Regions from separate parts of the Homo sapiens genome. Here region 2 is linked to region 1. Evidence: read pairs that join two places in POLR2A ChIA-PET (ENCODE). Cell type or tissue: B cell. All regions are shown on one strand. Links, peaks and the distances in the headings refer to the core of each region. The heading gives the core; the rest is flanking DNA.

What was found. Peaks named below come from ENCODE experiments on the same cell type or tissue, not always from the same donor. Only the 100,000 strongest peaks of a DNase experiment are listed, where the experiment ranks them.
Region 2: POLR2A ChIA-PET joins it to region 1 with 6 read pairs; 4 of 35 experiments call an interaction of 5 or more read pairs at or near these places.

Annotation. Positions count from the first base shown.
Region 1 is chr17:37,000,846-37,016,114 of GRCh38, reverse strand. The region is part of intron 8 of AATF (apoptosis antagonizing transcription factor); the gene reads right to left. Among named protein-coding and RNA genes, the nearest start is that of MIR2909, 25 kb to the left of the region's middle. In B cell, for the core only: no CTCF peak of the experiment used is centred there; no DNase peak of the experiment used is centred there.
Region 2 is chr17:36,932,053-36,947,321 of GRCh38, reverse strand. LHX1 (LIM homeobox 1) reads right to left here and starts at 9,847. Exons shown (of 5, transcript NM_005568.5): 1 at 8,955-9,847; 2 at 6,806-7,032; 3 at 6,435-6,712; 4 at 4,957-5,122; 5 at 2,710-4,570. The coding sequence starts at 9,124. The coding sequence ends at 4,191. LHX1-DT (LHX1 divergent transcript) reads left to right here and starts at 10,661. Exons shown (of 3, transcript NR_135671.1): 1 at 10,661-10,758. RefSeq lists a silencer at 5,951-6,136 and enhancers at 6,007-6,530, 8,013-8,854, 9,697-10,540, 10,799-11,713, 13,542-14,457 and 2 more. In B cell, for the core only: no CTCF peak of the experiment used is centred there; DNase peaks (open chromatin) are centred at 8,811, 9,531, 10,491 and 10,501; H3K4me3 peaks cover 1,653 bases; H3K27me3 peaks cover 2,500 bases.

The DNA of each region.
Region 1 (15,269 bases), core at 6,028-8,527:
CAGAGTGAATAAAGGTGAAGATGAAGCTAATTGTATTAGGCCGCAGAATTCCTGTGAGGATCAGCTCTCTGGCAGTTACCACGCAAGGTGGGAAAAAGAGAAGGAGCAGAACCACTTGGGCCTCCTCCATTATCCCACACAGCCAAGTGACTAACCACCTCTACCACCCACCTCCTCTCGTGAGAGAAAAGAAATTTTATTCTTTGGAAATATTGAACCACAGAAGCTCCAGAATAGAGGATACCAGGCAAAGAAGGCTGGAATGAGGTACAAGGGAAAGGCTCTATGTTAATCTCTGAAACCTCTCCCTTTCTCCCACCTCATTTGTAGAAAGCTAACATCCCATTCTATAATTTCCTAGGCAGGAAAGCAGAGGAGCCTTTTCTGGAAGAAACTGAATGGTGTCTGCCCTCCCACCCCCAAAATTAGATTTCAAAGTTGCTATGGTCTTCTGCATGTGTCTCCCAAAATCCGTATGTTGAACACTTAATCCCCAATGCAACAGTATTGGAAGGAATGGCCTTTGGGAGGTGACTGAGTCATGCAGGCTCTGCCCTCGTGGATGGGATTAGGCGTCCCTCTAAAAGGGCATGATGGAGGGAGTCTGTCCCTTTTGCCTTTCCACCTTCTGCCATGTGAATTCCCTCAGAAGAATTCAGCATCAAGGCACCATCTTGGAAGCAGACAGCAGCCCTCTCCAGACAACAGAAACTGCCACCTTCTTGTTCTTGGACTTTACAACCTCCAGAACTGTGAGAAATAAATTTCTGTTCTTTTAAGATTACCTAGTCTGTGGTATTTTACTATAGCAGCACAAACAAATAGATATATAGAAAACAAAGCAAACAAATACAAATTCTGACATCCAAGGCTACTCTAACAAAGAGGTCAGTTCACAGCATAATTATATTTAAAGAAGCCAAAAAGCTCTGCCCAGGTTTCAGAGATTCCGAATAATAAACTTTAATGCTTTACTCTTAAATATGAACAGACAGTTAAGGATCGCCTGCATCTGAGGAAATCCTCATGCACAAACCAAACAAATAGAAAAGAGACTCAAGGAAGCAATGCAGAGAACAAAATAAATAATTAAAAAGGAGAAAAAAACCCCCAAAACTTACAATGAATATCCCAAGAGTGGGAGAGGGTATACTTTGATAAGAGCAGGATGCTGTGAAAAAGACTAAAATGAGAAATTAAACACTAAACAGAAAATTTTAAAAAATCCAACAGAAGAACTTAAATGAATGAAAATCTCTGATATAAAACAAAAAGAAAGCCAAAAGGCAAAAAGATAATATCCCCTTGCTTATTTGCAAGACAAGACAAAAATTTAGAGGATAATCCAGAAAGTCAAACATCTAACTAACAAAGGCTGGGAGAAAATGTTTGAAGGAATACTGAAAATTTTCCCAAATCAAAGAAAGAACAGGAATACAACTGCAAAGACCTAGTGCAATGAATAAAAAAGGGCCTCTGTCAAGACACATCATCATGAAATGTAGAACACCAGAGGTAAAGAGAAGATCCTAAGCAGTTAAAGAAAAAACAGGTTACATATAAAGAGGTGATCATATGTCCCAGTTTACCAAGAAAGTCCTGGTTTACACCTGTTGTCCTAATATGCTGTCAGACTAGCACTTTACCTGTCCCAGTTTTGATAATAAATTATACAGTCGCCCTACATATTAAAGAATGGAAATCTGAATGGGAAAAGACGTCTCAATAGCAAGAGCAGATAGCAGAGGACAGCAAGGTACCTTCAAAATTCTATGGAAAATGACTTCCAGACTCAAATTCCATATACAGCCTTATTATTATTATTATTATTATTATTATTATTATTACTAAGACAGTCTTGCTCTGTCACCCAGGCTGGAGTGCAGTGGTGCAATCTCAGCGCATTGCAGCCTCTGCCTCCTCAGCCAAATTATTAACCAAGTATAATGAGAGTTACATAAATGCATTTTTCATACACGTAAGGACTCAACAATTTACTTTCTGTGTACTCTTTCACAGAAAGATGTACTTCAGTAAATGAGTATACTAAAATCAAGACATAAGATATTAGAAACGAGAGGTCTAACTCAGGGAAGAAGCAAAGGCAAGTCCCAGGAATACAGCCAGCAGGCCTGGTGTGCAGCCACGCCAGAAGAGTCCAGAGAGCTCTAGGATGAGGTCTCCAAGGGGAAAAAGTAGAAGGGAGGTGCAAAAGGATAGGTTATTTTATATATTCAAGGCATGTGGAGTATATAGGGAAAAACAGCAATAGTTACACAGAAAACTAGGCAAATCTTTTAAAAACAGGCATTATTAGCTCTAGGAAAAAACAAATTTGTAAGAAAAATGTAATCATAATATAGCGCTTGTTCCTATAGTTGGGATGTTTGTCCCCTCCAAACCTCATGCTGAAATTTGCTCTCAATGTTGGAGGGGCCTAATGGAAAGTGTCTGGGCCATGGAGGTAGATCCCTCATGCATAGATGAAGTCCTCCCTTGGTTGTGGGGAGTGAGTTCCCGCTCTATTAGAGCCCAGGAGCTGGCTGTTGAAAAGAGCCTGGCATGCCTCAGTCCTCTAGCCTCCTCTCTTGCCACGTGATCTCTGCACATGCCAGCTCCCCTCCGCCTTCCTTCATGAACAGAAGCAGCCTGAGGCTTCCACTAGAAGCCCAAAATTCCCAGCAGCAGAAGAGTGAACCAAAGAAACCTTTCTTCCTCAAAAATTACCCATTCTCAGGTATTCCTTCATAGCAATGCAGAACAGACTAAGACACTTGAGAACAACATTTACTTAGTAATAATAATGTAAACACTGACTGACAGCCATACTAGCAGGTATGATACATTCTCATTGCAGCTTTGATTTGCATTTCCCTAATGGCTAATGATGCAGAGCATCTTCCTGTGCTTACTGGCCATTTGTATATCTTCACTGGAGAAATGTCTATTCAGACCCTTTGCCCATTTTAAAATGAGGTTATTTGTCTTTTTGTTATTGAGCTGTAAGAGTTCTTTATATATTCTGGATACCAGTCCCTTATTCATTTTCCTTCTGTAATGTCTTTTTGCTTTCTTGAGAGTGTCATTTGAGGCAGGAAAGTTTTTAATTTTGATACAGTCCAATTTTTTCTTTTGTCATTTGTGTTTTTGATTTGTATCTAAGAAACCATTGCCTAACCCAAGGTCATGAAGCTCTACTCCTATGTTTTCTTCTAAAAGGTTTATAATTAATAGTGTAGCTCTTATATTTAGGTCTATGATCCATTTTGAGTTAATTTTTATATATAGTGTAAGGTAGGGGTCCAACTTCATTCTTTTACATGTGGATATCCCATTATACCATTTGTTGAAAAGACTACTTACCCCACTGAGCTGTCTTGGCACCCTTGTTGAAAAACCAAGTAACTTTAAAAGCATTTTGGCTTTATGACCACATATTCCTTGGCTTTCTGAATTTGTGACCCAGAGTTATTGATTCCTACTTTTTAGGCTTCCACAGTTCATAGCCACAGATGCTTGAGAAGGAAAAAGCTTGGGGCAACCCTCTATCAAACTTACTTAGCCTAGCTGAGTCAGGGTTCCTCAAACTTCCTCACTGGGAGATACAAAAGCAGACTCAAAGGATTGGGTTTACTCTTCCTGTGAATTCCCTCTCTCTCCCACAAGACTTCTTAGTGAAAATGTATCTATTTTTGCTCTACCTCCTGCCTTACCTCCTTTTTTGGTTCTCAGCTCCCTAGTCTTTCAAATTATCCCCAAAAGGGCCGGGTGTGGTGGCTCACGCCTATAATCCTAGCACTGGGAGGCCAAGGCAGGCGGATCACTTGAGGCCAGAAGTTCGAGACCAGCCTGGCCAAGATGGCGAACCCCGTCTCTAGTAAAAATACAAAAAAATTAACTGGGCATGGTGGCGCATGCCTGTAATCCCAGCTACTAGGGTGGCTGAGGCAGGAGAAATCGCTTGAACCCAGGAGACGGAAGTTGCAGTGAGCCAAGATTGCGCCATTGCACTCCAGCCTGAGCAACAGAGACCTCAACTTAAAAAAAAAAAAAATTATCCCCAAAAGAAGTCTCTTGCAATTTTTATATACCATATTTGAGGCATACAAAAAATAAATTGCATATACTATAATTTCAAATAGTTGGGAAGGAATTACTATACCTTCCTATAATACAAAATTGGCACAAAATGACCTATTCCCCAACTATATGTTCCCACTCCACATTGCCCATTCACTCCCGAACCAACAACTCCACCACCTAATATTTCTGCTTCCATTATTCTATTCAAACTACCTGTGCTAAGGTCTCAAGATCTCTATGTCTAATGGGCATCTAGCACTACTCATCCTATTAGACTTCTTGAAGCAGCAACTGACACTGGACTTTCTCACCTCACTGAAACACTCTTTTCTCGGTATCAGTGAGGCATCTCTCTGTCTTTACTCCACATTCAGCCAGCCCCTCTAGCCAGCCATTAAATACTGCCACTCCTCACGACTCAGTTCCAATCTTTATTTTCTTCTCACTCCACAGGGTTTCCCCCAAGAACTTCCTTCTGTTCTCAAGGCTTCAATGACCTAAGAGTTACCCCTGGAAATTCCTCTTCCCTTACACCCAATATCTCAACTATCTCAAGTCTTATATTCACGAATTTGTCCACTTTTCTCCATCTCCGCTGCCTCCACCCAGTACAGGCTACTATCATCTTCATTCACCCCATACTTTTTTTTTGTTTTTGAGGCAGAGTCTTGCTCTGTCGCCCAGGCTGGAGTGCCGTGGTGCTATCTCTGCTCACTGCAACCTCCACCTCCCGGTTTCAAGCAATTCTCCTGCCTCAGCCTCCCGAGTAGCTGGGATTACAGGCGTGCACCACCACGCCGGGCTAATTTTTGTATAAATTTTTAGTTGAGACGGGGTTTTTCCATGTTGGCCAGGCTGGTCTCGAACTCCTGAACTCAGGTAATCCACTCGTCTTGGCCTCCTGAAGTGCTGGGATTACAGGCGTAAGCCACAACACCCGGCCCTCATACATATTTTTTGAGCACACTGGAGAAACAAGAATAAAACAGACATGGTCTTGCCTGAGGCAGTGTAATGATTTCCTCTCATTTACTCTTGTCCCTCCATTTTTGTCTCCTCATTGTACTCAAGAGTAGTATTTTCAAAAAGCAAATGTGTCAGGACATTTAACAGGGTACCACTAGGGCCCTTGTCTACCTCTCCAACCTAACCCACCTTCCGCCTCTGTGCTGCAGGCCCACCAGGCTTCATTCTGTACGTGAAATGCTCCGTGGGCCCTCACACCAGAGGCTGCTTCTGCATATGCACTGCGGGAACAGGCTTCCCTAGCCACTGACCTCCCACGCCTCCTCCTCTACTCATTTGTTAAATCTCCACTTCATCTTCTCTTCCTGAGGGAAACCTTTCTTAACCACAGCTGCACTCACACACATGCACCATACCTTTGCTGTTCTTACTGTACACTGTACTCATGGACTCCTTGATAACGTCTACCTCCTCCCCTTGCTGACTGTATGCTGTGTGAGAGCAGAGACTCCATCTGAACACAATCACCACTCCATCCCCTTCAGGGGCCCCTTGAAGGAGCTCCATATATACACAGAGGGGAAAATAATAATAATAATAATTTTTTTGAGATGGAGTCTCGCTCTGTCGCCCAGGCTGGAGTGCAGTGGCACGATCTTGGCTCACTGCAAGCTCCGCCTTCTGGGTTCACGCCATTCTCCTGCCTCAGCCTCTCAAGTAGCTGGGACTACAGGCACCCACCACCACGCCCGGCTAATTTTGTTTTTGTATTTTTAGTAGGGACAGGGTTTCACCATGTTAGCCAGGATGGTCTGGAGCTCCTGACCTCGTGATCCGCCCGCCTCAGCCTCCCAAAGTGCTGGGATTATAGGCGTGAGCCACCGCGCCCGGCCAGAAAACAATTATTTCTGAGAGAAAATACCATATCTGTGTTTGCTTTATCATTTCCCCCACCACACACACATACCATTTCAGTGTTTTTACACAAAAGGAGTCAATATACAATAACCTGGCTCTAATCCAGGGCACCATTATCGACCTAGGAATAGAGAAACCTACCTGTTTTTTGTCAGTTGTTTTTGAACATATCTTTGTCATTGCCATTTTCAATGATATGACTTCCCCACACAATATTCTCCTTCTCACATGTCTTACATAGGCCAGATGACCTACACAACAAACACATAGACTGGTCTATTCAACAAATCTGCATGGTTTTTTTTTTTTTTTTTTTTTTTTTTTGAGACGGAGTCTCGCTCTGTCGCCCAGGCCAGACTGCGGACTGCAGTGGCGCAATCTCGGCTCACCGCAAGCTCCGCTTCCCGGATTCACGCCATTCTCCTGCCTCAGCCTCCCCAGTAGCTGGGACTACAGGCGCCCGCCACCGCGCCCGGCTAATTTTTTGTATTTTTAGTAGAGACGGGGTTTCACCTTGTTAGCCAGGATGGTCTCGATCTCCTGACCTCATGATCCACCCGCCTCGGCCTCCCAAAGTGCTGGGATTACAGGCGTGAGCCACCGCGCCCGGCCTGGATGGTTTTAAGCGGATGAGAATTATCCTTTTTTCCCCTCCCCATTCCAAGAGTACTTGAATTTAAAATAAAAAAAACCATTTAACTGGGGCCAGGCACGGTGGTTCACACCTGTAATCCTAGTACTTTGGAAGGCCGAAGTGGGTGGATAACCTGAGGTCAGGAGTTTGAGACCAGCCTGGCCAACATGGTGAAACCCCATCTTTACTAAAAATACAAAAAAAAAAAAAAAAAATTAGCCGGGCATGGTGGCAGATGCCTGTAATCCCAGCTACTCGGGAGCCTGAGGCAGAAGAATCACTTGAACCCAGGAGGTGGAGGTTGCAGTGAGCCGAGATCGCGCCACTGCACTCCAGCCTGGGCAACAAGAGTGAAACTCCATCTCAAAAACCAAAACCCAAAAACCAAACCAAAACAAAAAAGCCATTTAACTATTTAAACTCATTCTTTGACTATTAAAATGATACAGATCTATACTCCCTCTTGTGTCTCATTTCCTAAAGGAAAAAGTTGGTTCTTCTCAGGAAATGAGAGCAAGCACATCTTTGGTGCTTCCTCTATACTCCCCACAAACCTTAACCTTTCCTGTAGTCTCTTTAAGTTGGTCCTTTTACTGCAAGACAGATGTCTTGACATCTTTGTAATAAAGGTCTGAATTAATTTCAGTTACAGTGTGTGTGGTTTTAGAGACAGGCCCTTGCTTTGTCGCTCACACTGGAGTGCAGTGGCATGATCATAGCTCACTGTGCCCCTGACCTCCAGAGCTCCCACCTTAGCCTTCTGAGCAGCTGGGACTACAGGCATGCATGCCCAGCTAATTTTTTCCAGTTCTTGTAGAGATGGGGTCTCTCTATGTTGCCGTGGCTGGTCTTGAACTCTTGACCTCAAGTGATCTTCCTGTGTCAGCCCCCCACACTGCTGGGATTACAGGGATAAGCCACCATGCCCAGCCTAGTTACAGGATTTTCTATTTAAATATCTTTTATCTATGAAATAGGCTTGTCAAATACCAGTTACAGGTTTCCATCTCCCACTCTCTAAGAGCTAATGCTTCTAGGTATGAATTTTCACTTATGTGAAGTGTGTACTGCACAGTTCAATCTAAGTGTAACTATCTGCCAAAGAGTCTGACTTACCTGTCTTGAATTCCAGCTCTGCCCTTTACTACCTGTGTAGTTTAAGACAAGTTCCTTGAGCTCCCTGAGATTCAGTTTCCTCATCTTATAAAGTGGTAATTATACCTCACAAAGTTGTTTTGGGACTTAAAAAGATGATAAAAGTAAAGCACTCAGCAAAACGTAAGTATTCAATAAACAGAAATACTGTGGAACATCAGATCATGCTCATAGATAGTCCCTAAACCCCATTTAGGTTAAAATAAATCATCTTCCACAGCTAAATCGCCACAGCTGCTAACAAGCAACAAGTACAGTAATTCAATTTTCCTTTCTACTGATTTTCAAACATAGGTAACAAATAAGATGTGTAACAAATAAGAGTGAAAGGATAAAAATGTAACAAGTATAGAAAACCCGCAAAAATGGTAAGTCATACATTTAAAAAGTATGCTATGGGTTAAAGGACTTTTCCAAACTAGATCATGAGAAACTGGAGCAGAAGTCATCCTCTCCTTTATCATTTATTCTGTTTGAACTATCTGCGATTCTCTTTTCCTGACCTTCAGCTCCCCCACAATACCCTGATTACACAATTCCTTTATGTAGAAGGCCTCCTTCCAACCTCAGAGTATCTAAAATCCTGGCCATCCTTCTTTGAAAGCCCAGATCAAATGCCATGTCCTCTTCGCTGGAGCCTTCTCTAATTCCCTGAAACTATTATTTTTCTCCCTTTTCTGAATTCTTCGATACACACTCACCAAGCGTTCTGGTTATTTATGTTTATGTCATCTTGCTTGCTTGACTATGAGCTTCTTGCAGGCAGGGGATACATCTGACTGAAACTCTTACCCCTAATACCTGGAACTCCACCACTGCCTTTGCATACAGTGATTATTCAATAATATTTCTAAGGGCTGGGCACAGTGGCTGATGCCTGTAATCACAACGCTTTGGAAGGCTGAGGCAGGGGGATCACCTGAGGCCAGTAGTTTGAGACCAGCCTAGGCAATGCAGTGAGAACCTGTCGCTAAAAAAAAAAAAAAAAAAAAAAAAAAATTAAATTAGCCAGGTGTGGTGGCATACACCCATAGTCCTAGCTACTTAGGAGGCTGAGGTGGAAAGATAGCTTGAACACAGCAGTGTGAGGTTGCAGTGCGCTATGACTGCACCACTATGGTCCAGCCTGGGTGACAGAGTGAGACCCTATTTCAAAATAATATTCCTAAAATCAAAGAGTCAAGTAGCAAGCAGTCTTCTAGATTTTGTCAACAAGCATGAAAAGCAGCCACCTTTTGCAAGGGGAAGTGCAATATTTACAGAATGACACAGGGAAGAATGAAAGGAAATCAGGTTATGCAAATAAGGTCTAAGAAGCATCTTAATACTAAAGTTACAAATAGTCCACCTTTGGTTACTCAAATAAGAGAATGTATAGCTAGAGGCTACCACTGAAAAAGTCAGCCTAATTCTGCCTCACTGCCCTTGGTCTTTAAGGATTTGATTAGTTTTTCCACTTTTTGATTCTGCGTTGCAGCATGCCTCCACTCCGGAGCTAGCGCTAAGGCCTATGATTTGGAAGAAATGATAAATTCATTCATTGAATAAAGCAGTACTATTTTCTCAGCACAAGCCCTAAAATACTTCAAAGGCCATAATATTTCACTAAGCTTGGCCATTGGGTTAAAATTTATTAGTCAACACAGAAAACTTTCTCATCAGACCCCATATATTTCCATTAGGCATGATATATCGTGTCTCCCAATGTCTAATTATTAACTAGAAGTGTAAGTAAATCACTATCAGTATTAGGCCCTGATGAGTGAAGACAGAGTAAGAATTAAAGCAATTCAAATGCTAAAAAACTTGCCAATTTGCTTTTCTGTTTCCAACAAATAAAAGGAATTTTACAAGGACTAAGTGACTGACTTATGCAATTCTTTTTTTTTGAGACGGAGTTTTGCTCTTGTTGCCCAGGCTGGAGTGCAATGGTGTGATCTCAGCTCACCGAAATCTCAGTCTCCTGGGTTCAAGCGATTCTCCTGCCTCAGTCTCCCTACTAGCTGGGATTACAGGCATGCACCACCAAGCCCAGTTAATTTTGTGTTTTTAGTAGAGATGAGGTTTCACCATGTTGGTCAGGCTGGTCTCGAACTCCTGACCTCAGCTGATCCACCCGCTTTGGCCTCCCAAAGTGCTGGGATTACAGGGAAGAGCCACCGCACCTGGCCCTCTTTTTTTCTTTTTTAAATTTAAGGAAACCTCTTTTTTTTCTTTTTTTAGAGACAGGGTCTTGCTCTGTCACTCAGGCTGGAGTATAGCGGCACAATCATAGTTCACTGTACAGCCCTGAGGTCCTGCGCTCAAGTGATCTTCCTACCTCAGCCTCCTGAGTAGCTGGGACCACAGGCGCAAGCCACCATGCCTGGTTACTTTTTTTACTGTTTATTTTTTATAGAGATAGGGTCTCACTATGTTGCCCAGGTTAGTCTCAAGCTCCTGGGTTCAAGCAATCTTCCCACCTTGACCTCCCAAAGTGTTGGGATTGCAGGAGTGAGCCACTGTACCCAGCAAGCCATGCTTTCTAATCCATACTAAAAGTAACAATGTACAGAAGGTGCTGTTTAGATTTTCCAAGAGTTCCCACTTCAAAAATTCTGCCCATTGGTCACTAGATGGATGTCTTGGTGTGTACCTCCCCCTCCATTTATAATAAAGGCAGGAAGAAGGGTTTTAGATCCTCTCAGATACCAGCTCAGTTACTATTTTTTAGCATTATTTAGCAGGGTTTCTTTTACTATATGTCATTTGTGTTTAAAGAATAAAAAGGAAGTCATTCTGAACTAGAGAACGATTCACAAGTAGGAAACTGAAAGGGTAGTACTAACTTGTATTCTGTGATTATGTCCCTTAAGAACCAAAAGCCCAGCTGAAATAAATCTCTCCCTATATTTCCAGCATTCTCCCTCTAGCCTTCAGATGCCAATAATTCTTCAGCCCCACCAGAATCAATAAACCATCAATCCTGCCACCTTTTCAGCATCCCTCTTCCTCTCCTCCTGTGCTTACTTCTCTCCTTACCCAGGTGAATGAGATTCCAAAATCCATCAGGATAATCACCCCTGATATACACCCTGAACTCCCCTGCAAGCTATCCTTTTGTCGTACAGACCCACAGTCCCTTAGGGATAGATGTATCTTGGAATTCAGAATGTTTCATATTTTAGAAAGGTAATACACTGCATATGTCATAAATGTGTCAGCGGAGTCTGGGGCAGCACCCCAAAGTCAAACACAAAATTTCTGTAGCAAAATATATATTCCCACATATATGTGATAAATAAAGCCTATAAATAGCTTCATGTTCATTCAGATCAGGTGCTGCCACCACAATAGTTTGCCAAACTTACCAAAACAAACAAAACTACGAGTTTTCAGATTTTTAATCTCGGAATTGTTGGCAAGGGATTATTTCCCTGTACTTCGGTGGCAAAACCCCAAGCCATGTTAAATCTCAGTACCTGCATCCACATGGATGAATGTAGTGAGAGAAAGACCAGATCTTGCAAACTGGCCTCACTTTCATATTACCAGTAACCTGTGGGTCTTTTAGGCTACCTGACAGTGCAGCTACGCTTTCCTAGTCCATTCACTCTCTGAGGTAACTTTTTCTTACCCTCTCTTTTCTCAAACCTCCATATCCTCCTACATCTTATCACTCTCGGCTCCTTCATTCATAAGAAATACCATAAAATAACATAGAAGCACTCACATGAGGACTCTGCACATGCTCTCACCCCTTACCTCCCTGCAACTGTACTCATAAGTCCTGCCTTCCCTCTATCCATCACACCAACCCCTCCCTACTTGTGTACTGACCAGCAATTCCTACCTTTTTCCTGCAACATCCATTTTTACCTCTCTACGGGATCATTTCCATCAACATACAAAATACATCTCCTATCTTAAAACTCTCTCTCAAACCTTCCAGCAGCTGTCCCATTTCTCTATTCCCATTACAGCAAACCTCCTCAAAGCTGTCTATACTCACTGTCTCCAATTTATTTCCTCTCACTCTCTCTCTTTTTTTTCAGAGTTTAGCTCTTGTTGCCTAGGCTGGAGTGCAATGGTGCGATCTCAGCTCACTGCAACCTCCGCCTCCTGAATTCAAGCAATTCTCCTGCCTCGGCCTCCCAAGTAGCTGGGATTACAGGCGTCCGCCACCACGCCTGGCTAATTTTTTGTATTTTTAGTAGAGATGGGGTTTCACCATGTTGGCCAGGCTGGTCTTGAACTCCTGACCTCAAGTGATCCACCTGCCTCGGCCTCCCAAAGTGCTAGGATTACAGGCGGGAGCCACCAAAAAAAAGTCTGCAACCTCTACCTCCTGGGTTCAAGCGATTCTCCTGCCTCGACCTCCTGAGCAGCTGGGAGTAGAGGCACATGCCACCATGCCCTGCTAATTTTTTGTATTTTTAGTAGAGATGGGGTTTTGCCATGTTGCCCAAGGCTGTTCTCAAGCTCCTGATCTCCAGTGAACTGCCCAACTTGGCCTCCCAGAGCACTGGGATTACAGGTGTGAGCCACCATGCCCGGCCTCCTCCCATTCTCTCTTGAACCCCCTCCACCACTCTACTAAAAGAGTTCTTGTTGGTCAGACATGGTGGCTCGCACCTGTAATCCCAGCACTTTGGGAGGCTGAGGCAGTCAGATCACTTGAGATCAGGAGTGTGAGACCAGCCTGGGCAACACGGCAAAACCCCATCTCTACTAAAAATACAAAAACCAGCCGGGTGTGGTGGTGCACGCCTTTAGTTCCAGCTACTTGGGAGGCTGAGGTGGGAGGATCACTTGAGCCTGGGAGGCAGAAGTTTCAGTGAGCCCCACTGCACTCCAGCCCTGGTGACATGAGACCCTGTCTCAAAAAAAAAAAAAAAAAAAAAAAAAGTTCTTGTCAAGGTCACCAATGACTTCCACATTGCTAAACCAAGATCAATTCTCTCTCAGCCCTCATCTTACTTAATCTACCTGCAGCATGAAGATTTACTCCTGTTTTTTTTCTAAAAGTTTAATAGTTTCAGCTCTTATGTTTGGGTCTGTGATTCACTATAGTTAACTTTTGTGTAGGTGTGAGGGAAGGCTCCATCTTCATTCTTTTGCATGTGGATATCCAGTTGCTCCAACACCATTTGTTAAAAAACAAAACAAAAAACTGTTCTTCTGCCCACTGAATCGTCTTGGTACTCCTGTTGAAAATCAATGAACTATAAATGTAAAGGTTAACTTCCGGACTCTCAATTATATTCCATTGATCTATATGCCTAGCCTTATGCCAGCACCACAATGTCTTGATTATTGGAGCTTTGTGGTAAGTTTTGAAACTGGAAAGTGTGAATGCTCCAACTTTGTTTTGTTTTGTTTCCAAGATAATTTTGGCTATTTTGGGTCCTTACATTTCCATATGAATTTTAGAATCAGCTTGTTAATTTCTGCAAAAAAAAAAAAAAAAAAAAAACAGCAACAGGAATGTTGATAGGGATTGTTTTGAAGCTTTAGATCAATTTGGGGAGTACTGTCATCTTAATAATGTTAAGTCTTCTAATCCATGGACATGGGACAGCTTTCCATTTATTTAGGTCTTTAATTTCTTTCAGCAATATTTATAATGTTCAGTGTGTTAAATATTTCATCTTCTAGGTTAAGTTTATTCCTAGGTATTTTATTATTTTAGATGCTTTTTTTTTTTTGAGATGGAGTCTTGCTCTTTCACCCAGGCTGGACTGCAGTGGCGTTATCTTGGCTCACTGCAAGCTCCGCCTCCTGGGTTCACGTCATTCTCCTGCCTCAGCCTCCCAAGTAGCTGGGACTACAGGCGCCCACCACCACGGCTAATTTTTTTTTTTTTTTGTATTTTTAGTAGAGACAGGGTTTCACCGTGTTAGCCAGGATGGTCTCAATCTCCTGACCTTGTGATCTGCCCGCCTTGGCCTCCCAAAGTGCTGGGATTACAGGTGTGAGGCACCATGCCCAGCCAGATGCTATTTTAAATGGAATTATTTTTCTAATTTCCTTTTGAGGTCATTCATTGCTGGTATACAGAAACACAACTGATTTTTGTGCATTCATTTTGTATCCTACAACTTTGCTGAATTCATTTATTAATTAGCTCTAGTAGTTTTTTGGTGGCTTCTTTAGTATTTTTTTTTTTTTTTTTTTTGAGACGGAGTCTCCCTCTGTTGCCCAGACTGGAGTGCAGTGGTGCTATCATGGCTCACTGCAACCTCCACCTCCCAGGTTCAAGTGATTCTCCTGCCTCAGCCTTGCGAGTGGCTGGGATTACAGGCGTACACCACCACGCCTGGCTAATTTTTGTATTTTTAGTAGAGGCGGGGTTTCACCATGTTGGCCAGGCTGGTCTTGACTCCTGGCCTCAAGCTGATCTGACCCACTTGGCCTCCCAGTGTGCTGGGATTACAGACGTGAGCCACCGTGCCTAGCTGGTACTTTCTATATATAGGATCATATCATCTGCAAATAAAAGATAGTTTTACTTCATCCTTTCCAATTTGGATGTCTTTTCTTTTTCTTGCCTAACTGCCCTGGCTAGATAGTATGATGCTGAATAAGTGGCAAGAGCAGACATCCTTGTCTTGTTCCTAATCTCAGGAGAAAGCATTCAGTCTCTGGTCAGTGAGTATGACGTTATTTGTGGTTTTCACAGATGCTCTTTATCAGGTGAGGAAGTTTCCTTGTATCTCTAGTTTTAAAAATGTTTTTCTCATGAGAAGATGTTAAAGGCTTTTGCTGTCTCTATTGAGATGATCATGTGGTTTCTTTCCATATTCTATTGATATGTTATAATACATTAATTGATTCTTGATGTTAAACTAACCTTGCATTCCTGGGCTAAATCCTTCTTGGTCATGGTGTGTAATCCTTTTTATGTTCCTTTTTTTTTTTTTTCTTCCTTCCTTCCTTCCTTCCTTCCTTCCTTCCTTCCTTCCTTCCTTCCTCCCTCCCTCCTCCCATACCTTTTTCTCTCTCTCCCCTCTCTCTCTTTCTCCTTCCTCCCTCCCTCTCTCCTTTCTCTCTCTCTCTCTTTTCTTGGTCTTGCTCTGTTGCCCAGGCTGGAGTACAGTGCCACAGTCACAGTTCACTGCAGCCTCAACCTCCCAACCTCAAGCAGATCCTCCCACCTCAGTCTCCTGAATAGCTGGGACTACAGGCATGGACCACCATGCCTGGATAGTTTTTTTGCTTTTTATAGAGACGGGGTCTCCCTATGTTGCCTAGACTGGTCTCAAACTCCTGGGCTCAAGCAATCCTCCCACCTTGGCCTCCCAAAGTATTGGGATAACAGGCCTAAGCCACTGTGCACAGCCTGTAATTTCTTCTTTGTGATGTTTTAGTCTGGTTTGGGTATCAGGATAATACTGAATTTACCTTTTTTTTGTGGGAGGTGGGTAAGAGACAGAGTTTCCTTCTGTTAGCCAGGCTGGAGTGCGGTGGTATGATCATAGCTCACTGCAGCTTCAAACTCCTGGGCTCAAGTGATCTCCTCCTTCTTGAAACA
Region 2 (15,269 bases), core at 8,293-10,792, 71 kb after region 1:
CTTTGAGGTAAAGAGAAGGAAGAAAAGAGAAAGGGAGGTGAGTCACTGCAGAGACCACCTCTAAGCTGTCATGCAAACAGGACACTGCTGGTCAATTTGGGGGCTGTGCTGGGCAAACACTCAGCAGAAAATGCCATAGACCTGTTTACTTACTCTCCCTTCTCTGTCCTGGTCCCTACTGACTTGGGAAGCCATTTTAGCAAGGAATCAAGACCGTTCTACTGTCACACACATCCCAGGGCCCCCCAAAATGTTTGCCTGACCTTATACTGAAGGTAGAAAGAGGACTCCAGGAGTGGAGGGAAGAGGAAGTAATTCTAGGAATTAAGATGCAACTGAGAGTAGTTGAGGCAAGGGACAGGGGAGCAAATTCTCAAATACTCCCTCTGGGGGCCTCTCCCTACCTGCATTCCAGTGTCTTGAGATGGTGGGGGAAGGGCTTATTGATGGGGTAGGGATGGAGATGGAGAGTGGACTGTGGCGAGGAGTTTCAACCTCTGACTGATGTAGAGATGAGAGCAGATGAGAGGAACAGGGAGAGGAGAATAAGGGTGAGCAGTTCCCTAACAGAATGGCCTTCTCCAGAGAAGGCGGAGGGGCGCCCAGTCCACAATCCCTCTCCCTGCCCTCCAAGGGCTGCAAAGTGGCAGGCGATTAGGCACAGCAGAGGATGGGCAAGGGGTGACACTTTCCAATTGTCCCAAACAACTGTCTGCTCACTTGACAAGGAGTTTCAAGAGTTTGGGAAAACCAAGTTCCCACTTGCCTCTCTTCAGATGCTGTCCACCCTCAGGTGCCAGCCCTGGCAATGCCTATCCTGGCTCTCCACAGGTAATACTTCCCCAAGTGCCTCACCTAGAGCAGCTTACCAGCGGCAGCCAGCCCGGAGAAGTTGGGTGGGTGAGCTTCAGCTCCCTCGCCAGAGCAGATGGTGGCTCCCTGCTGCTGGAACCCTGAAGGCAGGTGGCGAGAGGCACAGAGGTGGTGGCTTTAAGATGGCCACAGGGAGAAACCAGGCTGCCCTCCCAGGCGAGAGGGGACTGCAGTGGCGCTTCCCTCCTGCTGCGCCTCCTGCGGGAGCTCCGCCTAGGTATGGTGCCGCACGTCCCCGCACCTCGGGGCCAGAGGTGGGCGGCACAGCACTGATGGGAAGGAGAACAGGCCCTGACATTTCCAGGCCTCCTCCTTGGGGCCTTCGGCTCCAAATTTGACTGCTGAGCGTTGCCACCTGTTCGGGTTTTCGCCAGGATTCTGAATCCCGCGACGAGGGGAGAGACTGCGCCACAACCACGTTGTTAGAAGAATCGAATCCACATCGTGTGCCCAACTCGAAAACGCTTCTTATCAAATACCCCGATTGCACAATAAAGCTGCTAAATAATTCAGCAGCCTTGATAGGAAAATGCAGCTTCCCAGTGAGCGCAGTTCATTTAAATGAATGTCTTTAAAGGGGGCTAGGGAGTAGAGGCTATAATGAATAAGTTAGCTAGGATTTAATGTGTATAAATGCTAAAAAGGTAAAAACAAGCCGATCCAGTGATTGCATATAAAGCAAATAAAGAAATGTGCTGCATGCAGAGGCTGGGAGTTTCAAAAGTCTCCTCTGTATTTCATACATTTTTATTTCTGAAAGAACACTGCCAGATTCCTCCCGGATAGCCTCCTCCCCCATTAGATAAGCCATCATATGGATGCAGTGAAATATTGCTTATTTTAAAGCCTTCTCTGCAGGAAAGATAAACTTGGCTGTGTCTTAACAAAATTTGAAAACAGCACTGGAAATTATATACCATTTAATGTCAAACCTTTGACTTTTTAAATAAGGAAATAAATAATCCAGAGTGAAATCTAGGTGATATGGAAAAGAAATCCTGGAACTCTAATAGCATCTGATACTGAAACACACACACATCCACAAGAATATTTCATAGTAGATAAAATATTCAAATTTCTTCCAAGTCTAATGAAGGACTGGAAAGAATCGAGCTACTTTTAGAACCTTTTGAGTTGAAATTTGATTTTGATATTAGTTATTTTTGTTCATCTTTCAGAGAAACTTAATATGTATCTTGTGCCAGGCAAAATAGTTTTCCTTCTGGGGAACTTCAAAGGTAACAAATACTATAAAACAACAATTTCATATCAGTTCTGTGAAAGGGATTAAAGTATTTCATTTCTAGCTGTACTATACATTCATTTTACATTATCTTTCAAACCACCAAATTAGAAAGCCTTTACATTATCTTTCAAACTACCAAATTAGAAAGCCGGATTATCTATAGGAAATGAAATGAAACTGAAAAGGACCACCTCTAACTATGTATTACAAGTATCTGATACAAGCCCAGTTTTGCATGTGCAGGGAGAGTGAAAGAGGGAATGCCTTGGATCTTATGCCTAATCACAGACCTGGACCACTCATTTTTTAGCCATGGATTTGATTTCTATTTCAAATTCTATATTAACTTATCAGCAAACATCTCTTCAACGGTATCAGTTAAATCCACAGGATGTAAATCTGTAGCTAATAACAGCAGGAAGCCACAGAGAAAAGCTTGGCTGGCATTAGCAAAAGGTTTCAGCCATAGCCAAGGCAAAAACAGATATATCATCCCAATCCTGCCTCTCTTTTCCACCTGGCTTCTGAGGACCCATTCAGCTCCCCATCAGGGTTCCCCTTTGAAAACATCAAATAACACACCAATTATCTAAACATCAGATTTTCTATTTTTATTAAAAACTCACAAATTTATTCAACATGTTTTCTTTCATACAGTGAATGGTCTAATATGCACTGGAGGTCACACAAGCTTAGGTTTATTAGAACAATAAAAGACATATGAGAAATTTAATATATAAAGAAAAAGTAGCAGCTGTTGACTGCATATTTGACCATAAAATTTAAATATTTTGGACTTTTATTTTAAAGACACAAAAATAAAACCTGTGTGGGTCTATATAAGTCATATTAACAATTCCATGAATGTTCAACAGGACAAAAAAATTAGCAAAGATGTTTTTTTTTAAATCTTGTAACACTTTTTTTTTTTTTTTTTTAACACTTTCTCAGGTTGCTGGTGCCAGGCACCTTTACAGTATTTGTGCTATAATTATTCTATTTGGCAACTGTCTGAATAGCATGTTTTCTCTTTGCCTCGTGTAAACAACACCTTTTTACATACTAGCACAGTGAGCCGAAAGCCCTGCAAATCTGTCAGAACATCTACAGGAAAAGAAAAGGAACAATTTTGGTTGATTGCTCAAAACATTTTGTTTTCGAACAAGAGGTTTCAAAACAGGATATATTAGTAAAACACTGAACTCCTGAATTTAACATTATACGTAAACAGTTGACTGTTTTTAGTTCAATAGTCTTTTTTTTTTTTTTTAACTTTTTGTGTGTGAAGGTAGAATACTTTTCTTGTACAGCTGATGTTCAAGTCATTTTACTGAGCGGTCTGGCTGGAGACCATCTTACCGAGTGTGTCCGTGTACGTGTGTATGTGTGTATGTGTAGTTTTGCGAAGGTAGAAGAGTTGATACGGAGGGCTTTACATTTAGAATTTTGCAATTTTGGCAAAAACAAAAACCAAAAATCCAGATAGACAAAAAATATATATATAGTCCCACCTGATGCACGGCAGGTCGGCGTTTCTGAAGCTATAAGAGTTTTTTGTCGCTGTTGTTGAACTCTGAGACAACACTAATAAGGGATATCCCAGAGCTAGAACCCTCCTGGCTGGCCCGGGAGCGCCCTGGGCCGCTTCACTTCCTTCACCCGGCTGTGCTCACGGCCTCCCTCCCCACGGCTCCTGGCATCGCCAACGGCTGTGCGCACCCGCGGCTGCCCTGGACGTCTTTTCGCCGCCCGCCTGCCAGGCGCACACGCCCGCGGGGTCTGTCTACGGATCCGGGTCCAGGTGGGAGTTGGGGAGAGGTCTGCGTTTCCTTTGGGGAGCCCCAGTTCTGCACGTCGACAGCCAGTGCGCGGATCCCAGTCCCACCTCGAGGCCGATTTGGATCCTATTTCGTGTCCCCCTTTTCCATCCGGTCTCCCCAGAAGGAGAATGGTTCTCGAGGCTGGAGGAAGGGGGTGGGGACTTGCTTTTTATGTTTTTTTTTTTCTATTTTTCTTAAATAAAGGTTCATTTCTGTACAACCACGAACTCCGCAGACCGTGCGAGACCCCGCTACCACACGGCCGCCTCGTTCATTTCGGGGGGGTGGGACAGGTGGTTTCCGTAGCTCGCCCCACCGTTGACCGACAGCGACGAGAAGGGCGGGCTGGGTCCGAAGACCTCGGCCGACATGGAGTGCAGAGGCCCGGGCAGGCTGGGCTCGGGGCTGGGCGAGTCCCCGGGTGGGTGCGCCAGGATGTCGGTAAACCGCTGCGCCTCGCTCGACGGGTGGTGGCCCGGCAGCGGGTGCTCCAGGCCACCCAGGGGCGTCCCGGACGGCCCAGATGACGGCACGAAGGGTAGGTCCACTGGTGTCTGGGCCTGCGAGGACGGGGGGCCTTGCGGGAAGAAGTCGTAGTTGCCCCCGGGCCCGTAGTACTCGCTCTGGTAATCTGCGGAGCGGCGGGGAGGGCGCAGGACGTCAGGGCCCGGCCGGGGGCCGGCGGGACCGAAAGGGAGGGAAGACGCGACCTCGGCGGGCTGAGGAAGGCCGCGCGGGGAACTCGCGGATCGCGGGGAGCCCTCGCGGGCCTGGGTGCAGGGAGGAGGCTGGGCGCAAGCCCGGGAGCTGCCCCTTACCAGCTACCCCCGTTATTCAGGGCCGTGAATTGGGTCCTCGGTCTCGCCGCCTCCCCTTGATTTACTCCCAGCCTTCTCCCTACTCGCCCCAACTCTCCAGTGGCTTACAGAGAGCGAGGCGTGCCCCCCCGCGCTGCCACCCGCTTCCAACGAAGCCCGCCCCGACCTGGCCGCGCCCCGCCATTCGGCGCGCACCCACCTCCGTAGAAGGAGAAGGGACCATTGGGGATGAGCTCGCCCGGCTCCAGGCGGTCCACCAGCGGCCGCATCCGGCGCGGACTGCGGAAGAAGGCGTGGCGCCGGGCGCCCAGGGCGCTCAGCTGCTTCATCCTCCGCTCCTTGGAGCGCCGGTTCTGGAACCAGACCTGCAGCACATGGCGGCGGGGTGAGGCCACCGAGACTCCACCCCCGACCCCGGGGTGCTCCGGGCCTAGCCAGCACCCCTTCACCGCCTGGCTAGCCGACACCGCGCGCGCGCGCTTGTGTGTGTGTGTAGGGTAGTGGTGACGGTGCGATCTCTGACTAGGACCACTCAGGGCGGACCCTGAGCCAATGGTGAGCAGGAATCCCACAGGAGGACCTGGACAGGCCGCCGTGTCTGGAGGGGGAGAGTTGTGGTATAGCTGGAGTTTTTCTAACAGTCACACTATCACAGTTACCGCTTCTCTGGGGCTGTACACACATAGAGACTACGCCTCTCCAAAATAATGTCAGACACACACCGCGTTTCCATTTCACGGTCTCTTGCAGCAACCCTCCCCCCAACCATGACAGAGACACAGAAACAGCCTATGATACCAAAACCTACAATCTCCTTTTCACACCCATGTACAATCTCACAGTGCCAAACATACTTATCCACAGCCTCTTGCCAATAGTGACACAGACACACGACTTCTCATTCATGTACACAGGTTCTCACAGTCTCCTGTAGGCCTCAGGGCCTTCCGTGTTGCACACATGTGCACATGCACAGCCAGCCTCCCAGGCAGGTACATCCACCCACAGCCACGCAGGGCATCAGGCCCGGTGAACCGGACACCTAGCACTGAGCCAGAGACTCCCCCTGGCCTGGAGCTTCAGCAGTCTCACCTCCTTTCCGCCCACAGGCCCAGCTGCCTCCAGGTAGGCTCCCATACCCAAATTTCACTCCAACCCGCTGGAAGCAGAGCTGACTCCCGGCGGAACCACCTCTCTTTGGAGGGGAAGTCCCTGATCTGGGGCTTGTCTAATTGGAGCAAGCGATCACAAAGTTGGAGTTGCAGACTTAGGAAGAGTTCACTTTGTGCAGAAGGCAGAGGGACTGATTGACTCTGGGGGACACTGAGACTTCTCTGACCCTTCCGAACCCGAGGTGGGGTGGGGTATGTGCAGAAAGAGGGCTCCCCACTCTCTCCAGAGTGTTCAACAGTTCTCCTCCTCCAGCCTCTGGCTGAACTCCCGTCCCTCCCCCTCCACTGCCACGATCACCTCTGTTGGGCTGGGAAGAGGACTTTCTAGATGCTCGAAGGCATCAGGCATTTCATAGGTCCCGCAGGCTCGGGATGTGTCTAGGCACCCCACCTCTGGACTCCATCTCTCACTTCTCTCTGGATTCTGGGCTCTCCTGGCTCGGCCTGGGTGCCCAAAGTGGCAGTGTGGGCCTCTGTGGGATGGAGAGGCGCGCCGGGGCCTGACCTGAATGACGCGCATGTTGAGGCCGGTCTCCTGCGCCAGCTGCTCGCGGATGTGGCGGGTGGGCTTGGGTGTAGCAGCGAAGGCGGCCTTCAGCGTCTCCAGCTGCTTGGCTTTGATGGTGGTGCGCGGTCCCCGCCGCTTGGCGCCCAGGTTCTGGTCGTCATTCTCGTTGCTACCCGCTTCCTTGTCCGACACGTTGGCGCTCTCCGAGTCCTTGGCGTCGTCCTGCGACGGGTCTTGGGAATCCGGAGACAAACTGGGGTCACTGCCCGTGGTGGCTAAGAGGGAAAGGACAGATGAGCCGGGGCCTTGGCGAGCCTTCCTCCCCCAGGACCCGCTTGCACCTAGCCAGCCAGGAATTGGGGCCTCACCCGAGTGAAGGCTGTTCTCTTTGGCAACACTGCTGTTACTTAGGTAATCCTCTTTGCAGACGAACTTATTCTCGTCGATGATGTAGAGTTCCTCGCCAGTGGAGAGCTGCTTGTTACACATCATGCAGGTGAAGCAGTTCAGGTGAAACACTTTGCTCCGCGCTCTCCGCACCAGGTCGCTAGGGGAGATGCCCTGAGCGCAGCCTGCGCATTTGGTACCGAAACACCTGCGGGGGGGTGGGGGTGGGGGGCGGGGGCGGGGATGGGTCAGCCAGGGGCAAGGGGAGACAGGCGGAGAGAAAGATGACAGCGAGAAAGAGGGAAGATGTAAAAAGTGGAGGAAGTAGGAGAGGAGGAATGGAGCACAGAAAGAAGGGAAGAGAGAGATAAAGAGAGGCAGAATTCCGGTTAAGCAGGTGAGGAGGCAGCAGGAGAGAGAGCGCGGCACCAGGGAAGAGTTAGGGAGGGGATACACGCGGTTAGAGCCAGGGGCCCAAGCTACCCGCCAAGCCCCAGCCTCACTCCCAGCGTTATCCCAGAGGAAAGATGCATCGTCTAAAGAAGGTGGCAAGGCAGTGACCTGTGTGGGCGGGGGGAACGGGGCACTTATTTTCCGATTAGATTCAGAAAAGTCGAATTACAATTAGAACTCTATATAAACGTGCGCGGAGCGCCGCTTTTCTCTCCTTCATCGCAAAAGGACCCGCACATAGGCATGGGGTTGGCGATGTCTAGCCCCGCTGTTGGTAAACAAACATAGCCGCGGAGAGCCCCCCTCCGTAGCCTTAGCGGGGCCGCCGCCACGCTCTTGCCTAAAGCGGGACAGGTTGGCAAAAGCGGGAGCTGCGGGAGCTGGCTCTGGGCGCTCTGCCGCGGGTTGTGGAAGCCAGGCTCAGGGACCCACTGGCAGCGGGTACGAGTACGGTTTGCCACCCTCCCGCTATGATCCAGTCCTTGAGGAAAACCGGGCAGCCCGCGGAGGCTCAGAGGCTCAGCCTGCGCGTTCTCCCGAAATACCAGCGAGCACGGAGCTTTGCTTCATGGTTCCACGCAACCCAACCCCAGCCACGAGTCCTGGAGCGGCACTGGGGACAGCGCGTCTTGGCCCTCTGAGTGGCTTTGAATCCCTCTTCCTCCTGCTCCCTGGTTTGAACTATGACCACAAACTCAGAAAAGCAGAGACCAAGTCAGCCGAGTAAATTGCGATATTTCACATCCGTAGGGTGGAATTACAATTCGCATTTGTGCCCGTTCTTCTCTGTTGACTTGTGTGTTTGTGTGAATGGAGCGGCAAAATTGTGAGTGTACGATAATATAATTAAAATGCTAAACGAATAAGGGGGGTAGGGAGAAGTCTCCCCACCAGCAAGCTGGAGGTCTCGGCTTTCCCCCAGGTTTCATCAAGGAGGTTGCTGGCTGTGGCTGGCAGTTTCCTAGGAGGACTACTGAGCGGAGCCCGTGGGAGTCGGAGTCACCTGGGGCTGAAGCCGAACCACCAGACAACTTCGGCAGCCAGGGAAGCAGGAAAAAGCTCCGGGCACTTCGCAGGCTACAGTGCAGCAGTTTGTCCAGGTCTGCACTCGGAGGCATGTCCGGGTTTGGGGAAGACCCCCGGGCGTGCAGGATCGGCTTTAAGGCCGAGTTCTTTCCTGCCGCTGACAGGGCAGTTGGCCCAGACACTCTACGCAAAAGGCTCGGAGCTTACCGCCAAGACCGCTCGGGGTCGGAAAAGGTAGTGGCCGGGAGGGAGCCTGGGCTCTGCCTGGAGGGCAAACAACCCCGAAGGCCTGGAGAATGCAGTTGCTGCAGAGCTTGGCTCCGGGAAAGACAGCAGTCCGGGCTACAACGCCCGAGGCTGCCCTGTCTCTTCCAAGCTTGAAGGGGCTTCTGGGCCGAGTCAGGCTCAGACCCTTTCTTCCCAGGCACATGCAGCCAAACCCAGACCCATAGTTTCCAGGATGCAAGCAGGGCCGCGTCCCGGGCTCCCAGCGCGCCAGCTGGCGGAGAGGCGGGCGCCCGCGGGACTTGGCTGCCCTCTCTAGAAGCAGTTCCTAACTGGGCAGCGAGGCCACGCTAACCTCTGATCCGAAGCTGGCCGGGAAGGGCCCGCGGGGAGGTAGCAGCAGAGGCGTGGGAGGAAAGTACTCACCGGAAGAAGTCGTTCTTGCAGTAGAGTTTGCCTTCCCTGGAGAAGCACTTCTCGGTCAGGTTGCATTTACATTCACAGCACTGGACGCACTTGACGTGCCAGGCCCTGTCCAGCACGTTCAAGAGAAAGCGGTCCAGGATGGGCCTTTTGCAGCCGGCACAGTGAACCATGGTCTTTGGTTTGGTCTGATGAGGCCCAGAGAGAGAGAGGGGCAAAGTAGAGCCCAGGGGATGACTCCTGAAGACAATCGGCACGAGCTCCCCAGTCTCTCCAAAAAGAGGACACACACTCGGCCGTGCAAGCCAAAACTCGCACCAGGAAATCAAAGTAGGGTGGAGGAAACGAGGCTGATCGGGGCCTGGGGGGGCGTCTCAGTGAAGTGTGCAGCCGGGGAGTCCCGGGGCCCCGGGCTGGAGCGGCGCCGCCTGAGCTCCCGGGGCGAGGAAAAGAAGTCTCAGGCGGGAGAGAATGCGACCCTTCTGCTCAGAGCCCGCGGAGGAGTGAAGGTCAGCGAGAACGGCGGCGGGAACGGAAATAAATAAATAAAAACGGAGAAGAAGAAGACGACGACTCGCCGAGCTCGGGTTGCGAGGAAAGCGCCGCTGAGTTCTCCGGGGCTTGAGGTAGAGCTGTCAGAAGTCAAAGTGCATCTGCTTTTGTCGGGGTATGAGGGCGACTGTGTGCGTGCCAGGCTGCCCACCACTGGGATTTCCCCCCTCTTTTTTTAAAAAAGGGAAGGAAAGAACAAAAGGAGCAGAGAAGCTTTGGATCCTAAACTGCCGGCATCGCGCCGCGGGTCTGGACGCGCCGAGCGCCCGCGCTGGGCCTGGGGGAGGGGGCGAGGGCCGACCGCGGGAGAAGGGAAAGAGGGGAGGGTAGGAGGAAGATCTTGGTGTTGATTGCTGTTGTTGCTTAGGTTTCCCCGCTTTTGGAGAAGTGTTTGTGTCAATCGAAAACAGAGAGGGACAACTCCGTGCGGAGGCAGCCAGGCGCACTCGCTCCTTCCCTACCGCCCCAGCCCAGTCACCTCGGCCCTTGGCCTGCCTGGCGGCCTCCGTGTCCTCAGGGCGACCCTCCCTGCGCCCGGGCTCCTTCGGGAGGCACTACGGGCTGGCTTCTCACCGCGCCTGGCCGTGCATCGTGGCTCCAGTCACAACTCGCGGCCGCCTGGGCGCACAGCCCCGCATCGCTCGGCCCACGCTCTGTCTGCCTCCGTCTAACCCCACAGTCGCTCGACTTTCTCTCCTTTTCCTTTTCCCCTTCTTTTTTTCGTTGTGGTGGCAAATCTGGGTTTCCTTTCTAGCCTCCTTCCTTTTTTTTTTTTTGTTTTTCTTTTGCAGCGGGAGGAGTCGGGGAGGAGGGGGGCAGCTTGGAGAGCTTTAAAAAAAAATGTCCTGGCGCAGCGGCTACAGTAGGCCGGCGGCTGGAACGGCTCGGCGCGGACCGCCGCTGTCGCCGCCCGGGCCGCGGCTCGTTGCTGGCCCTCCCCGGGCGCGTCCCTCAGTCCCTGGTCTCCTGGCCCAGTCGCCGCCCCGGTGCGTCTCTCCCCAGCTCCGGCGGCTTGGTCACTGCTCCTGGCTGTTGGCTGAGCTCTGGAAGCCCCCTCGCCTTAATGCAGCGCCCGCTGACGTCACTGCGGCCTGCGACCAATCAGCGCCTCGCGGTCCCTCTGTAAACCATTCTGCATCCCCCGGCCCGGGAGAGTGCGGGGAGACCGCGTTTAGAGGATCAGTGGCGGCGGCACCCGCGGCCCCGCGCGGCGCGGACGGCGGGCAGCACCGTGCCTGGGCCCCCTCCTGCTCCGGTAAGGCGTGGGTTTCGATGGGAGGGACAGAGAGAGAGCGGGAATAGGCGCAGGCGGAGGCCAGAGTTCTGCTGTAGAGTGGGGGTAGTCCAAGACCGAGCCTTGTGGAAGGTTGGGGTGCAGCCGGGTCCGGAATCCCAGGCGGCTCCCCTGCACTGCTGGGCTTTGCAATTCAGCGGCTGTTGCCATTGTCCCCCCGTACTTTCTTGAGCTGGAAGTTTGTCCCAAGCGCAGCGCACATCTTTGGAGGGGGAGGAGGCTCTTAGCAGCAGAATCTCCCTCCTCCCGTCCCTCTTTCTGTGCCCCCTCCCCCAATCCATCCAAAGTCCACAGGGTCCGGGTCCTGGGCGAGCTGAGTGTCTGTCTCCCGCAGAGCACTCTTGCAAAGTTGATTCGGGCGGTTTCCTGATGGGGGCGGGGAGACCGGAGGCGCGGCGCCGGCGCGGGGGAAGGAGTGGACCGGGAAGCGCCTCGGGTGAGGAGTTGCAACCCTGGCGAGAAAGTTGTGAGAAAACTGTGATCCGGAGACACCTTTTACGTACAAAAACAAACGACTAGGCGGGAAACCGGGGGCTCCAGCGGCGGCTGGGGGTGGTGGTCGTGGCGTTGGGAAGAGGGAAGGAGGAGGGGGGGGTGCCGGGACGCCACGAAGAGGCTGCAGTAGATGGGCGTGCAGTGCATGGGCAGCGTGTGCCGGGATTCCAGTCCTCCCCTGTCCAGGCTTCGGGTTGGCACCGGCTTCCCCAGACAACAGCAAACCACACCCTCCATAGTTCACTCCTCAGGGAACCCGTAACTCCCTAATCCCGCTCTGGCTAGGAACTCGGGACCGCCGCCCCCAGGGGCCTATTTTCCCACACGTGGGGGACAGATCCTGGTCTAGAGTGCCTTCGCCTGGAAGAGTTACTGTAGTTTTTCGGAGCACTCAAGTCAAACCCTAAATTCCGTTTCGACCACACCTGTTCTGGGTGGGCTTAACCAGGATTTCTCCTGAAGTGGAGTCTGAAGGTGGTTGGGCTGGGCGGTCCCACTTTTGCTCCCCGTTTTTGTGCTTCGGGGGAGGGGGTGCTAGGAAGGCTCATTTGGCCCGAGCATGGAAGGCAGTGATAGTGGGCGTCCCTCCGGAGCTGGCTGGTATTGTGGAATTGGCCTTTGGACCCCACTCGCGATGCGCAGACCAGACGGAAGCTGAAACGGGGGAAATGCTCGGGGAAGCGGAGTCGCAGTGAACCTGGGCTGGCAGGGAATCCCGCTGTGCAGATGGAATACCCTCTTCGGACGAACGGGGAAGCTGCTTCAGAGAATCTGGCTTGCGCTCCGTGGAACCGTGGGGTTTTAGGGCTTTGCCAACGCCCCTTTGCTGACTCCGCCCGCACCGCCCAGCAACCTCAAGGCCCACAGGCAGCCCCCCGCCTTGCCGCCGGCGTCACCATGTCATGGAAACCGAAGCCGCGGAGACCCGCAGTGCGACTCGTTGGCGTTCTGCCCTGACCCGTGGGTGCCGGGACCCTAACGCCTTCTCCACACCTTCTTGCACATACACATGTGGGCTCCCCGCTGCGGGCCGGAGGAGCGTAGGGGACTAGTCAGCTCCGGCGCGCCGCCGGCCTCCGCCGGTCGCTCCCAGACCCCGACGCGGGGCAGGGCAGAGGATGGAGAAGGCGGTTCTGCGATCTAGGGGGCGGGCTCCGCGGGCTCGGACTCGGCTTCGCGCTCCTCCTGCGGACCCGGCACTTCCCGGCGGAAGACGACCGGTACTCGGTAGGCTTCTGGCACCCCCGCAAGCGCCAAAAGCCGTGTGGCATGGGGTCCCCACTTCTTCCACCCGGACCCCCAGGCGCCTCCCAGCCTGCTGCGCTGCGTGAGGCCTGCGGGGAGGGGGCCAGTCCAGCCCTGCTGTCCTCACACTCCTCCCCTCCCCGCAGCTGTCCCGGTTCTCGCCGCCAGCGCCCTCGACCCAACCGCCCCTTTCTGGAATCTATAGTGGCCCCAGTCCCGGGTGGCTTGCCTCCGCCCCCGTCCCAGCTGGGCTCCTTCTCATGCAAAGCAGAGGGGTCACGGTGGAGTGTGGGGCGGTCAGTGGGACCTACCGGACGACAGCTGGACCTAGCTGTCGGCCCTTCCCCAACCCAGGGCCTGTCACCTCCCTCTGGTGGGCAGGAGGAGGTTGCTCCATCCATTTAGGGGTGTAAGAACCTTGGGACCTAGGTATAGGGGAAAGAAGGCCCCTCCCCACAGACGGACCAGCGAGGCAGGAGAGTTGAGGATGAGGACAGGACGCTCGCTCTAGGGCGTCAGGCTCCGCTCGTCCTGGTGTCCAGATGGCTCAGTAAACAGGTCCGCAGGAGCCAACCCTGGCGTCTCTGCAAGGGGGGCCAGGAGCGCAACTCAAAGTGCGCCTCTTGGCTCCAGATTCTAGGTTTGGAGTCCAGATTTAACTCCTCCACGGGGACAGCACATTAGACAAATGGTGGGTTTTGTTTTGTTTTCGTTTCCATTGAGCTTTTGTTTTAAAACATAATCGGTCGCAGGGACATGGAGAGAAAATTGACCAGGCTTTCTAAATTCGCCTTCTCCGAAGCCGCTCAGCTCAGCTCTGCATTTAAGCCAGTTCCGTTCAGCGAAGAGCACCAACCTTCCCTCCTCACCTTCCCGGCCACATTTATTGTCTGCATCCTCAACTACGCAAGCGTTTTCCTACCCAATGTCCTCCACAGACCCACAGCCACTTACACCGCCCAGGACCTGTACATTCTGGACCAGGGTCCGCGGGGATCATTTTCGCCCATAGCTCGGTGACTGCAGAATCCTTTCCACCCTCCTCCCAGGCACCCCCGGATACGGCCCCAGAGGGCCTAGGAGGTGACTTTCACAGTCCAGGTTTCTTTTCTTGAGAAGCTCCTTGACGATCAGCCCCAGAGGGACCCTGGTCAGAACCCGGGTTGGAGAGGGTTCTGTCAGCTCTCTCCAGCTGCCATGCAGTTTGGGGAGCCTGAAGGTGCCCCTCTCAAACTTCCACTTCCCTTCCTTCCCCCGCCCCCGCCCCCTCCAGGTTCCAGAATGACGCTCGGCCCATGGACAGAGCCTGCCCAGTCACTCTCGGCTGCTATTGATCCCGAGGATGATGGCCGCCCCTAGCCATTTCCCTCCTCTCTCTTCGGTTCCAGAACAGCCCAAGGAGCAGAAAAGAGTGACAAGGCCGTGAAAGGAGGCGCCTGGGGCGTAGCCGGCTCTAGGAGGTTACCCCATGCGGAGTACACACCCTGCTACACCCATCCCGGAGGAGGGAGGAAATAGCCAGCCCGGAGCACCCCTGGACTCTGCCGGTCCCAGAGGCCACGCAAACTCCGCCCAGACTCGGTGAGGCCGCGGTAATGCCACGCAGGGAACTGCGTGGATAAGGTCGCTCGGATCTGAGCGCCAAGGTCTCCCGCCTCTCCTTCCCGTCTAGTTCTCTCCGGACTCAAATTGCCTTAATCTCACCCATCACTCTCTCATGGAAATGATCTACTCGTGTGCAGTACTTCACAGCTTGTATCACGGTCTCCCCTGAACCGTATAGCAAGAGGGTGGTGGGGGGTGGAAGAGAAGGGTACTATCTCCACTTTCCCGGCCAGGAGGCCCAAGTTAGGAGGCTTGTCCGAGATCCCTAGGTCAGAGCACTATTTAAGGTGAGAAGTTGGGTGGGGAGCTTGGCACCTTGCTCCAGTGTGCACTTTGCGCCTGGCCATGTTTTATAAGCAAGGGGGGCTTGGGCTGGTTAAGGGGGAGCAGGGACCGCAGGGCCAGGAAAGGGCAGCATCCGGCAGGCCGGGGCGTCACGGTATGTGCCTGGCCTGGGTAAACAACTCTGGCTTCCCACGAGCGCTGGAGGGACCCTGGGCATGGGGCAGGGGCGTGGGGGAGGGGGGGCAGGGGCGTGGGGTGGGGCAGGGAGCGGGTGGAACAGCGAGGTCAAGCGTGGAGATTCCAGTTGCGAGTCAGCTCCGCGCCGCGGAGCAAAGACAGGACGTGGATAATCTTGGGAGGGAGACGCTGAGCTGAAGAACAGAAAAGAGAGACAGAGGCAGAAGTGAGGAGAGAGGGACAGGAAAAGAAAATAAAGGCAGAAAACCAGAGAAAAGATGAGACGGAGTGCGGAAAAGCAGGCGGGGATAAAGAAAGGAAAGATCTGTCGGGGAAATGCGGGGAGAAGTGGAGGAAAAGAAACAGAAATTAGACCCAGAGAGAGACCCTGCCACGAAGAAGGCCGCGGGGACGGGCGCGGAGCCGAGGGCCCTGCAGGCACGGAGGGGGCGTCCCGCGGGTCTGGGGGTGTGCGGCTTTGGGACAGGCGAGTGCGTGCTGAGAGAAAGAGGCAGCGTGTTTGGTGGGAGACTCTGCGCCCGTGGAAAAGCGGCTCTGGGCAGGAATCCAACAAATAAATAAAACGTCTAAGACGGCGTGACAACAATGTGTATTTGGGTGCGTGCCCGTGTTCCTCTGTCTGAACACCCAGTAAGGAAGACAAA